3 separate regions of the Homo sapiens genome follow, and all the other regions are linked to region 1. The links are chromatin loops, found by intact Hi-C in ENCODE. Cell type or tissue: Caco-2. All regions are shown on one strand. Region 1 overlaps PARD3B (par-3 family cell polarity regulator beta). Region 2 overlaps PARD3B (par-3 family cell polarity regulator beta). Region 3 has its middle 210 kb from the start of PARD3B.

The links. A loop is a pair of places that touch in the nucleus more often than their neighbours do. Peaks named below come from ENCODE experiments on the same cell type or tissue, not always from the same donor. Only the 100,000 strongest peaks of a DNase experiment are listed, where the experiment ranks them.
Region 2: a loop joins it to region 1, with 7 times the contacts of the local background. A loop is called at or near these places in 1 of 110 quality-filtered maps.
Region 3: a loop joins it to region 1, with 5 times the contacts of the local background. A loop is called at or near these places in 1 of 110 quality-filtered maps.

Annotation. Positions count from the first base shown.
Region 1 is chr2:204,898,852-204,902,851 of GRCh38, reverse strand. All of the region lies in intron 2 of PARD3B (par-3 family cell polarity regulator beta), which reads right to left. Among named protein-coding and RNA genes, the nearest start is that of PARD3B, 360 kb to the right of the region's middle. In Caco-2, no CTCF peak of the experiment used is centred here; DNase peaks (open chromatin) are centred at 1,751 and 2,141.
Region 2 is chr2:205,356,786-205,360,785 of GRCh38, reverse strand. The region is part of intron 18 of PARD3B (par-3 family cell polarity regulator beta); the gene reads right to left. Among named protein-coding and RNA genes, the nearest start is that of NRP2, 320 kb to the left of the region's middle. In Caco-2, no CTCF peak of the experiment used is centred here; no DNase peak of the experiment used is centred here.
Region 3 is chr2:204,338,356-204,342,355 of GRCh38, reverse strand. No RefSeq gene overlaps it. Among named protein-coding and RNA genes, the nearest start is that of PARD3B, 210 kb to the left of the region's middle. In Caco-2, no CTCF peak of the experiment used is centred here; DNase peaks (open chromatin) are centred at 1,975 and 2,808.

The sequences.
Region 1 (4,000 bases):
AGGAGCCATTGCTGGCAAGATAACTTCATTTTGTCCAAATATACTAGGAAGGGATGAAATGAACTCATTAAAGTTTCTAAAAGAGAAAGAAAAAAAATAGGACATTTCCTTTAAAGAAATGCTTAGGAGATAACTCTAGGAACAAACAGAAACTCATTCTTTTTTTTTTTTTTTTTTTTTTTTGAGACAGAGTCTTGCTCTGTCGCCCAGGCTGGAGTGCAGTGGCGCGATCTCGGCTCACTGCAAGCTCCGCCTCCCGGGTTCACGCCATTCTCCTGCCTCAGCCTCCCGAGCAGCTGGGACTGCAGGCGCCCGCCACCACGCCCGGCTAATGTTTTGTATTTTTAGCAGAGACGGGGTCTCACCGTGTTAGCCAGGATGGTCTCGATCTCCTGACCTCGTGATCCGCCCGCTTCGGCCTCCCAAAGTGCTGGGATAACAGGCCTGAGCCACCGCGCCTGGCTGAAACTCATTCTTTATACAACTTAAAAACGTCTAGCTATTCAGAAGCGATCACACTCATGCTTATAACCCATATTTTAATCTCGAGTCTCAACTTTAACCCCTAAAATCGTGAGTAGAGAACAAAGACCAATTAATTTCCAGAACCACTTGAAGCAAACCTTAAATTTCCAACAGCTCCTTAAAAGAAAACAGCCTTTTCTATGTAAAACATTAACTGATAATTTTGAAAGAAAAGTTATTATCTAAAATACAGCTTCTGAATTGAAGTTGAAGGACAAGAAACGGTCCATGCAGCCAGGCAGCAAGGGAGTACTTGCACCACCACCCCACCAACCCCAGGCAGTGCAGCTCCGGGAGGTTCCTCCCTACTGCTTGAGGAGAGGAGGGGAAGAGTAGAGAGGACATTGTCTTGCAACTGGGATACCAGCTCAACCACAGTAGAATAGGGCACTAGGCAGACTCCTGAGACCCCCACTCCAGGGCATAGCTTCTAAACAACATTTCCAGGCACACCCTGAGCCAGAAGGGAAACCACCTGCCTTGAAGGGAAAAACCCAGTCCTGGAAGGATTCATCACCTGCTGACTAAAGAGCCCTTGGGATCTGAATAATCAGCAGCAGTACCCAGGCCGTTCTCACTGTGGCCCTTGAGTGAGACTCAGAGACATGCTGGCTTCAGGTGTGACCCAGCACATTCCCAGCTGTGATGGCTACAGCAAGAGACTCCTTCTGCTTGAGACAAGGAGAGGGAATAGCAAAGGGGACTTTGTCTTGCACCTTAGATACAAGCTCTGCCACAGTGTGGTAGAGCACCAAGTAGATTCTAGGGTTCCCTGATTCCAGGCCTTGGCACTTGGATGGCATTTCTGGACCGGCTCCATACCAGAGGGGAGCCCTCTGCCCTAAAGGGAGAGTCCCAGGCCTGGTAGCATTTACCATAAGCTGACTGAAGAGCCCTTGGGTCTTGAATGAACACCAGCAGTAGCCAGGTAGTACAGGCCTCAGGCAGTGGTGGCCTCAGGGAGAGACGACTTTACCTTTGGAAAGAGAAGGAAGAGAGGAAAGGACTTTGTCTTGTGGCTTCAGTACCAGTGCAGCTGCCATAGAATAGAGCCCCAGGTAGATTTCTAAGGTTTCTGACTCCAGGCCCTGGCTCCTGACTGGTTCTCTGGATCCACCTGGGACCAAGGGGAAATCACTGCCCTGAAGGGAAGGACACAAGCCTGGCTGGCTGCCACCTGATGACTGCAGTCTCAGGGCCTTGAGCAAACATAGGCACTAGCTAGGCAGTGGTTATCACAGGTCTTGGGCAAGACCCAGCGCAGTCCCAGTAATCCCAGTAATGATGGCCACAAGGGTCCTTGTGTCACCCCTCCCCCCAGCTCCAGGAAGCTCAGCAGAGACAGAAAGACTCCAATTGTTTGGGAGAAAATAAGGGAAGAGAAAGAGTCCCTGCCTGGTAATCCACAGAACTCTTCCAGATCTTATCCAAGACCTCCAAGATGGTACCTGTAAAAGTCTGCAAAAGTCACAGTGTTACTTTTAGGTAATGCAGATGTGGCTGCAGTGACCAAAAACTTAGATTACAACATCTAAGTCCCTTCAAATACCTGGAAAGCCTTCTGAAGAAGGGCAAGTACAAACAAGCAGACTGCAAAGACTACAATAAATACCTAAGCCATCAATGCCCAGACAATGACAAACATCCACGAGCATAAAGAAGGTCCAGGAAAATATGACCTCACAAAACAAACAAGTAAGGCACCAAAGACAAATCCCGGAGAGACCTTTTAAAAGATTTATGACCTTTCAGACAGATATCAAAATAGCTGTTTTGAGGAAACTCAATGAAATTCAAGATAACACAGAGAAGGAATTCAAAAACCTGTCAGATAAATTTAACAAAGAGATTGAAATAATTTAAAAGAATTAAGCAGAAATTGTGGAGTAGAAAAATGCAACTGACATACTGAAGACTGTGTCGGTGTCTCCTAAGAGCAGAACTGATCAAGCAGAGAAATAATTAGTGAGCTTGAAGACAGGCTATTTGAAAATACACAGTCAGAAGACAAAAGAAAAATGAATAAAGAACAATGAAGTACACCTACAGGATCTAGAAAATACCCTCAAAAGGGCAAATCTAAGAGTTATTGGCCTTAAAGAGGATGTAAAGAGAGAGATAGGGATAGAAAATTTATTCAAAGTGAAACCAACAGAGAATTTCCCAAACCTAAAGAAAGACAACAATATTCAAGCATAAGAAGGTTATGAAACACCAGGCGGATTTAGCCCAAATAAGACTACCTAAAGGCATTTAACAATCAAACTCCCAAAGGTCAAGGATAAAGAGGGGATCCCAAAAGCATCAAGTGAAAGGAAATAATACACAAACGAAGTCCAATAGGTCTGGCAGTAGACTTCTCAGTGGAAACCTGATAGGTCGGGAGAGAGTGGCAAGACATGTTTTAACTGCTGAAGAAAAAGAAAAAAAAAAAACTTTTATCAAAGGATAGTATATCCAGCAAAATTATCCTTCAATCAAGAAGAAATACTTCCCTAGACAAAAACTGAGGAATTTCATCAACAGCAGACCCTGTCCTACAAGAAACACTAAAGGGAGTTCTTCAAGCTGAAAGAGAAGGATGTTGATGAGTAATAAAAAATTATCTGAAGGTATAAAATGCACTGGTAATACACTGAAAAACACAGAATATTATATTACTGTAATTATGTTGTGTGACCTACCTGTATCTTAAGTAGAAAAACTAAAAGATGAACCTATTAAAAATAATAACAACAACTTTTCAAGACATAACAGTAAGATACAAATAGAAACAACAAAATATTAATAATGAAGGGACAAAGTTAAAGTGTAGAGTTTTTTTAGTTTTTTTTCCTTGCTTGTATGCTTACGCAATCAGTGGTAAGCTGTCATCAGTTTAAAATAATGGGTTATTAGAGATTATTTGCAAGCCTCATGGCAACCTCAAATCAGAAAACATACAACAGACTCACGAACAATATAAAGCAAGAAATTAAAACAGCGCAGCAGAGAAAACCACCTACACTGAAAGGAAGACAGCAAGGAAGGAAGACAGGAAGGAAGACAGGAAGGAAGGAAGGAAGGAAGGGAGGGAGGGAGGGAGGGAGGGAAGGAGAGGAGGGAAGGAGGGGAGGGAAGGGAGGGAAGGGAGGGAAGGGAGAAGAGAAGACCAAAAGGCAACTAAAAAACAAATAACAAAATGGCAAGATTAAGTCTTTATTTATCAATGATAACACTGAATGTAAATGGGCTAAATTCTCCAATCAAAAGACATAGATTAAAAAAAAAAAACCTAATATTCCGTTGCCTACAAGAAGCAGACTTCACCTGTAAAGACACACAAAAACTGAAAATAAAGGGATGGAAAAAGATAGTTCATGCCTATGGAAGACAAAAATGAGCAGGAGTAGCTATACTTATATCAGACTTGAAATAGATTTCAAGACAAAAACCATAAAAAGAGACAAAGGTCATTATATAATGATAAAGAGGT
Region 2 (4,000 bases), 460 kb before region 1:
GCCCACTGAGACTTGGAGCACTGCTAAGCAGTAGTTAGCAGCTGCCACAAAGCTAGTGTGTCACAGACCTGGGATTCAGACCTGGGCAGTTCAGCCCCAGAGCCCATGCACCTGGCCATGACACGGTATGCCCCAACCCCAGGGCACTGCACTCCTCAGGGGAATGAATATGTTTTGTGATTGGTGTTGGAAAAATTTCCTCACTGTATTAAGAAAAAATAAAGCTGGCTTTCTATACCCTTCTATTACACAATAAACCAGAGTGGGATGTGAGTGGATTAAAGACCAAAATGTGAAAGGTAAGTCTATCAGCTCAGTAGAAGGAAATGTAGGAAAGTATTTTTTGTGACATAGAGGCGGAAAAAGATTTCTTAAGATCCTAAAAGCCCAAAGTATAACCACCTCTAATGAAAATAATATGATGTACTTGATTACTATAAAATGAAAGATCTCTGCTTTATGAGGTACACCACTGAAAAATCTGATTAAGACTGCAACTTGATAATGAAAAGGAAAAAAACAAAAGAAAAAACAAGAAATCCAACAAAAATGACAAATGATGTCAATAAAGAATTTACAGAATGAGATGCTATAAGAATTAACAACCATATAAAACGATGTCCAAACTCATTAGCAATGAGAGAAATTCATGTAAAAACACAATGAAATACAACTTGATATGCATTCAAATGACAAAAATCAGAAATGTAGACAATACCAAGTATTGATGGAGACCTTGGGAAATGAGAATGCTTGTGCATTGGTGATAGAAATAGATATCAATACTATGAATTTGAAATGCAAGCGGGAAAGATTAAAGAAAATTTAAAAAATGCATTTATCCTATTTTAGCTATTATTCTTTTCTGGCAGTAGTAAGGACAGAATGCATTTATTCTATGGCTCCCATGATTCCAAGCCAGAGAAATTTCCTCAGTTCCATTACAGGGCACGTATGAGGATGTTTCTTAGTGTCATTGTGCGGTAAAGGGTGCTTAGAAGCTAAGCAGATGTCCATATACATACTATATAATATGATTAAAGGATACAAAATTGTGTGAAAGAGATATTAAAAACAATGCTGAGTGGAAAAAAGAAAACAATGATATTTTGAGCACAATACCATTTCTGTGAATTACATATATCTACACAAAACAACTCTAATTATTTGTGGATATATCCCAAACACTTAAGTCACTACATGCAGAGGGTAAAAGGAGTATAGATTAAGGATTAAAGGGGAAAATCAAACAGGGAAAGAGTTTTGTATAGACAAATGACGATAGAGCCATGAACTGAGGATTACTGTTCACCCAACTCTTTGCACTCAGTCCAAAATAAAAGAGGAAACAAAAAGGAAAGCTTATGGTATGACTCTAATGGAAACAGATTACTGGCAACCTAGCCAGCCAGAGTACATGCATAAGATTTCCCTTATATATTTCATGTTATTATTGTGGAGACAAGATATAGTAGTATCTAGAGAAATTCAAGTGATTTTCCAAAGTTGTACTGTCCTAAAAGCAGAACAGATGAATTATTAACTTGCTGACAATTTAATCTTTCGAAAGTTGAAGAGACTAATGAGAGGAGCTATTACTCTGGACCAATAAAGCAAAGTTAAAGCGATGGAAACCTTGAGAGAATTGCTTGGTGTTTGTAAGAGTCAGGGAATGAAATTGCTGGGCAGCATAATTCCCAAACATTATAGATTTACTAATTATCACATTTTCAAGAGCTACCTTCAAAAATTCTGATTTCACAGGTCTAGGGAGGATCCAGAAATGTTTGCGAATTTAAAGCAAGCTGCGCCACAGACAACACTTCTCAAAAATGGAAGGGCACAAATTTCTACAAGTTCAGAGGAAAGAATGATACGGCCCCATGACCAGGGTCTAAGACAAGAAAGATGTCTTAAGGGGGAAGCAAGGCATTCAACAATAAAATTTTGATAATGATAAATGCTAAAAACTATACAGATGAGTTAAAATGCCACCGAGGTGGTAGGAATGTAAAGAATGGCATGTGGCTGATGAAACAGGAATTATTCAAAAGACGGGGGTGGGAAAGCACACCGTCTAAAACGAATGCAAGAGAGAACTGGGTAAGAATAGTGTCAGGAAGGGTTAAATCTGAGAATAAGCTCAAGCTTGAGAAAAATGCAGAGGACAATAAAAGGAATTGTTAGCGTATGTTTAGAGTGAAGGAAAAGAATGATTCACACGCCCCTTGGGGCAGATATTATAGTATTAGCAGATGACAGTAAGAGAGAACAAAAACTCAAGCATTCTGTTTGCTGCCATCTTCCCTATCAATGAGAATGATCTTCACACTAAGCCACAAAACAACAGATTAAGAAGCAACCGAAGCCTGAGAGAGGTGATAAAACTAAAAGGGAGCATCTAGCCGCTTTATGAGTTTGTGTCTCTAGGCCCAAATGAATCTTATCAGAGTTCACTGAAGGAACTCACAGATGTGACTGCAGAACTTCTGTGGGGATCTTTGAGTAATCCTAGAAGACATAAGAGATGCAGAAGATCCAGGCTAAGGTCTCAATTTTTAAAAGAGTAGCGGTGATTGGACAAGAAAGCACGTATACAGTTCTGAAAACAGCAAAATAGTGAATTTCAAGTTGCTGGATGAATACATAGATAATTTATGGAAACTCAGGAGACAAAAATTAAGAATGGGGTAATTTTAAGGGACCAAAAAGGGCTAAGAACAGCTTATGTGAAATTTACGTCCTTCTCATCTTTGAAAGATTCACCATATGAGGTGAGGAATGTCAGAATCTCTTTCAACAGTTCACCAGGTGATTCTGTGGTTCAGCCAGGCGTGGGGATGTTGACAAATGGTTATGGAGATCCCTCCAAAGCCAAAGATTCAATGACTGTGTGCTTTTTCAATGACATCACTGTATCTATGCCTTCTTATTTTATTGCTGTTTCTTCTGCTTTAATGTTATTGAGTACTTTCTAACATCTTTGGCAAAAGAGAAACATTAAGCCATAGTCTTTCTCTTAATCATTCTTCTAATAACCACTACAGATCTCATACTCTCCCTTCTCTGTTTGACTTCAGAGAAGTCTGCATAATTACAATCTATCACTATCACTTATTTTTTTTCTCATGAAACTCTCAAGTATTCTTCCATTTCCTGAGCTAAAACTTTCGTTCCAAAACTTCAGAATCTTTCATTTTGTGTACTTATTTTACTCTCCATTGGTATTTTTCTTTTTCTCTGGCATCATTGGCCCTGCTCAAATAATCTGGTTTCATTCATCTAAGCAAGTTCACCCACTTAATTACAAACACTTCTGCACCCATGTCGACTGTTTCTCTTCCCTAACGCATAGACTTTGGGTTCTTAATGTTTCTAAGCCAGACAGAAATTATTTTTGTCTTCCAAATATAATTCAACTCAGGAAGTTTCATGGACTTTATTCTGTGTGCAACACCCAATCCGAAGTGTGTAAGACCTAGTCATGTCCTCAAAATGCTTCAGCATCACCAAAGGAGTGTGAACATACACACCCGAAACTCCTAGGGAACTATTTAAGGCTAATTATGATTAAGTAGGAAAAAATGTCCTTCTCTCCTCCCACAACACACTGTGCTTAATATTTATTAATAGCAGGTAGTCAATACTTTGTTTTATTAATGAATGAGTGAACAGATAAACATATGCTGGTCCAAATTCAGTATTATAAGAAGCTAGAACAGAAAACACCACAGTGGAGCAGAGGTGGAAAGCAGTCATACAATTATTATGCAAATGAGAAACAATAGATAATAGTTTGAATCTAGGGGAAGAAAAACTTTTTCCCCAAAAGTTTCCTTGTGTTTGTTGTTACTGGAATGATGTTCTTTTTGTCTTCTATTTTTTTTTTTTTTTTGAGACAGAGTCTTGCTGTGATGCCCAGGCTGGAGTATAATGGCGCAATCTCAGCTCACTGCAACCCCTGCTTCCTGGGTTTAAGCGGTTCTCCTGCCTTAGCCTC
Region 3 (4,000 bases), 560 kb after region 1:
TTTGTATTTTGATATAATGTTATCTGATGAATAAAAATTCATGACAGTTTTATATTCATTGTGAAATATCCTTTCTGACAGGATATCTTTATCTCATTTAATATTTCTACTTTAATTTCTATATTTGTTGTTAGTAATGGAATTCTTTCTTATTGTCTTTGCCTGATATGTTTGCCCACGTTTTAATTTTTTAATGTATTTTTTATTTAGTAATTTCATAGTAGGTGGGTGTTTGGAAAATGTCACGTAGGTGGATTTCCCTTCTCTTATACAATCTAAAGATACTCTCTTTTAATGAAGGGGATTCCCCCAATTGCATTTATATTCATGAACATATTTGATCATTATTTCACCACCTTTTCTAAAATTTCTCCTTATGTTTCCTTCCTCCCTCCCTCCCCCTCCCTCCCTTCCTTCCTTTTTTCCTTCCTTCCTTTTTAATGCCTTTTATTATATGACTATATGATTTTTACTTTTACCTTCTCCAATATTTTTGAAGGAATCTATCATTATTTTAAATCTTTTTTTTTTTTTTTTTTTTTGTGAGACAGAGTCTCACTCTGTCGCCCAGGCTGAAGTGCAGTGATACCATCTCGGCTCACTGCAAGCTCCGCCTCCTGGGTTCACGCCATTCTCCGGCCTCAGCCTCCCGAGTAGCTGGGGTGGCCGCCCGCCACCACGCCCGGCTAATGTTTTGTAGTTTTAGTAGAGACGGGGGTTTCACCGTGTTAGCCAGGATGGTCTCGATCTCCTGACCTCGTGATCCACCCGCCTCGGCCTCCCAAAGTGCTGGGATTGCAGGCGTGAGCCACTGCGCCTGGTCTATTTTAAATCTATTAATTGTTACTTTAGTTTAGAAATCTTCTCCAACCCAGAGATGGCCAGTGTGTAATGTCATTCTCTCCTTTTCCAGTGAAGACCGTATAAATGAATCAGAGCAGTTTCCCATTGAGCCTGATATGACCCCAGCAAAGCCCTAGGGCAGTCATTGCCAATTAAGAAGGGTTGGAACACAAGCTGAAATCTACTTCCCATTCTTACTTTTTTCTATTTATTGAGTTAAGCCAGTTGATCCCAAATGTTGCTGCACATTGGAAGTGGCAGAGGAGCTTTCGGGCACCCCATACCAATTAAACGAAACCATCGGAGGGTGAAAGCCAGGCATCAGTGGTTCATAAAGATCCCCAGCTGATTCCAATGCACAACATTTGACAACTATTGAGTTTAAGAACAATTTTAGATTGTTCTTAAACTCAGTATTTTAAGACTTACCCTGCCACCTCTCTGTCATCACTCATGTAATCAAAACGAAAGTGAACTTTTTTGCTCTCCCTCTCCCTTTTCTTCTTTCCCTTCTATCTTCCCACCCGCTCTTCTTTTTTCCTTCCAACCATTATATATCTTCTAATTTAAAAATGAGTTTTGAAATTGGCATCCACTTTTATAATAACATTTACAAAAATTAATTTGGATATCTCTCAATTCTAAATGGTTGAATGTTTGCAGCCAGATGGTTTATACAATTATCTTCATATTTCGAAACTTTGAAAATTTTGTTTTTTCTCTCAGGCATTTCAATTACAGCTTCAAATAATTTTTTCTAAGAAGTTCACATGAATGATACATTGCATATTTGTGAGTAATTTCTTCTGTTGCCTTCACACACAAAATTTGGCTACGTACAAAATTCTTACATGATAATTGTTTCTTTTTTTTTTTTTTTTTTTTTTTTTGACGGAGTTTCACTCTGTCGCCCAGGCTGGAGTGCAATAGCACAATCTTGGCTCACTGCAACCTCTGCCCCCCCCGGGTTCAAGTGATTCTCCTGCCTCAGCCTCCCGAGTAGCTGGGATTCTAGGCATGTGCCACCACGCCCGGCTAATTTTGTATTTTTAGTAGAGACGGGGTTTCTCCATGTTGGTCAGGCTGCTCTTGAGCTCCCGACCTCAGGTGATCCACCTGCCTTGGCCTCCCAAAGTGCTGGGATTACAGGCGTGAGCCACCATGCCCGGCCATTGTTTATTTTTAAAATTCTATAGACATTAGTCCACTGTCTTCTGGTATGTCAAGTTGCAGAAAAGGTATTTGAGGTCAGTCTTATTTGCATTCCTTTCAATCTATTCATTTATTTTGCCAAGAGGCTCATAAATCCCCTTCATTCTTTTAAGTTTTCAAGTTTGGCCAGGATGTACTTTCATTTGGGTCTTTCAAAATTCATTTTGCTTCGAGGTAGTGGGTGCTTTCAATCAGTAAGTACAGATCTTTTTTTTCAGCTCAGAAATGTTTTTCTCGTCTTCGCTTTGGTTTCTCTTCTATTTATACTGATCTAAGAACACCAGTGATCTGTGTTTGCTCTCCATCACATATCTTCCATATCTATCCTCTGTTTGCCATTTAAATCTCTTTGATTTTGCTTCTGCAATCCAGGAACACTTTTCAAGTTTAACTTTCATATGACTAATTCGAAGTTTCACAGCATCATTCAGATTTTTTCTAACACTCATGTAAATTACATTTTTCCATTGCATTTTATACCCAAGGCTTTTTTATGTTTTTGTTTGTTTCTTTGTTCCATTTTTAGGGCACCCTGTTCTTGTTTCATGTATACAAATCTTTTATATTTTGAAAGATACTAATTACAGTTTACTTTGTAATGTTTTCTTTTCCCTGCACATTGCCTTTTTCATCCAGGTTCCTTTTTTCTCTTGTTTTCTCCTCCCCCGCTCCCCACCATACTACCTGCTTTTCTTGGATTTATGGAAAACCTTGATTGTTTGCTTATGTTAAAGAGCAGAGGGCTAAACAGCTGCCTGAAACTCTGAGTGCCTAGATGCAGACTGTCCTCTGTGAATCACTGAAGAGTGCTTACCATTCCCATTGTCAATACAGTGATCGCTTAGTATAAGCAGGGATTGGTCCAAAACTCCTGTGGAACCAAAATCCACAGATGCTCAAGTCCTCTGTATAAAATGGAGTGTAGTATTTGCATATAACCTGTGCACACCCTCCTGTTTAACTCATCTTTACATTACTTATAATACCTAATACAATGTAAATGCTATGCAAATATTTGTTATATTTTATTGGGTTTTTTTATGTGCACCATTTTTTTTCCTGAATATTTGCAATCTGCAGTTCGTTGAATCTGTGGATGAGGAACCACAAAAAAGGAGAGCCAACTATATGTTGGGGGCTTTCAGCACCATGGGCTGATCATGTCCCCTAGAGAAGACTCATCCATCTCTTTCATGAGAAATAAAGTTCCATTCTGGGAGCCAATGGAAGAAGAAACTAGTGCTCAGCAGTCAGTATGCAAACAGATACTTAATCTTCCTATTTTTGGTACAAAACCTGAGAGTTCTCCATTGTTGTCTTTAAGCTGAGAGTTTCTATTTTACCCTGTCTATAATATAAACCTCCAGGCTTCTGCTGGGGATAAGAGATGGCATCCAGTGGCAATCTAAGGGAGAGGGAAGGCACAGAGATCTAGTTTCTTCCTAATTTTCTCAATCCTCCTAATCTTTTGTCCTGCACTCTTTCATCCTGGCTTCTAGAAGGACTAGTGCTGCTAATTTCTGAGTCTCTGGAGGGGGACTGCAGTGTAAATTGGGTTAGTTCTCAGCTTTCCCTACCTACAGTTGAGGATTCCGCTTTCTCAGATCTGTTAAGTCTGTTTCCATATGTCTGTCTGTTTTATGGCATCAAAATTTTGCCACTTTTTCTTTTCTTCCGTTTTCTGTACCTATGTGGGCTGCTATATGAAAACAAGACCAAACAAAATCTCTCTATTATAGTGTTATAAGGGTTTGCCGAGGGAGCAAAATTAGATGTGTTTGTTCAAAGCTCCATCTTTACCTGGAAGTCCCATTTAGATCTTTTTAGATCTTTGGGGCTCCTTGTTAATTTCACTAATCTAAATTATAATTTCACCTTTAATCTGAGCTATCTTTCTCCTTAAGCTCCTAATTTCTAGTGGCCTGTCTTTTGGCATTCTTTCAAG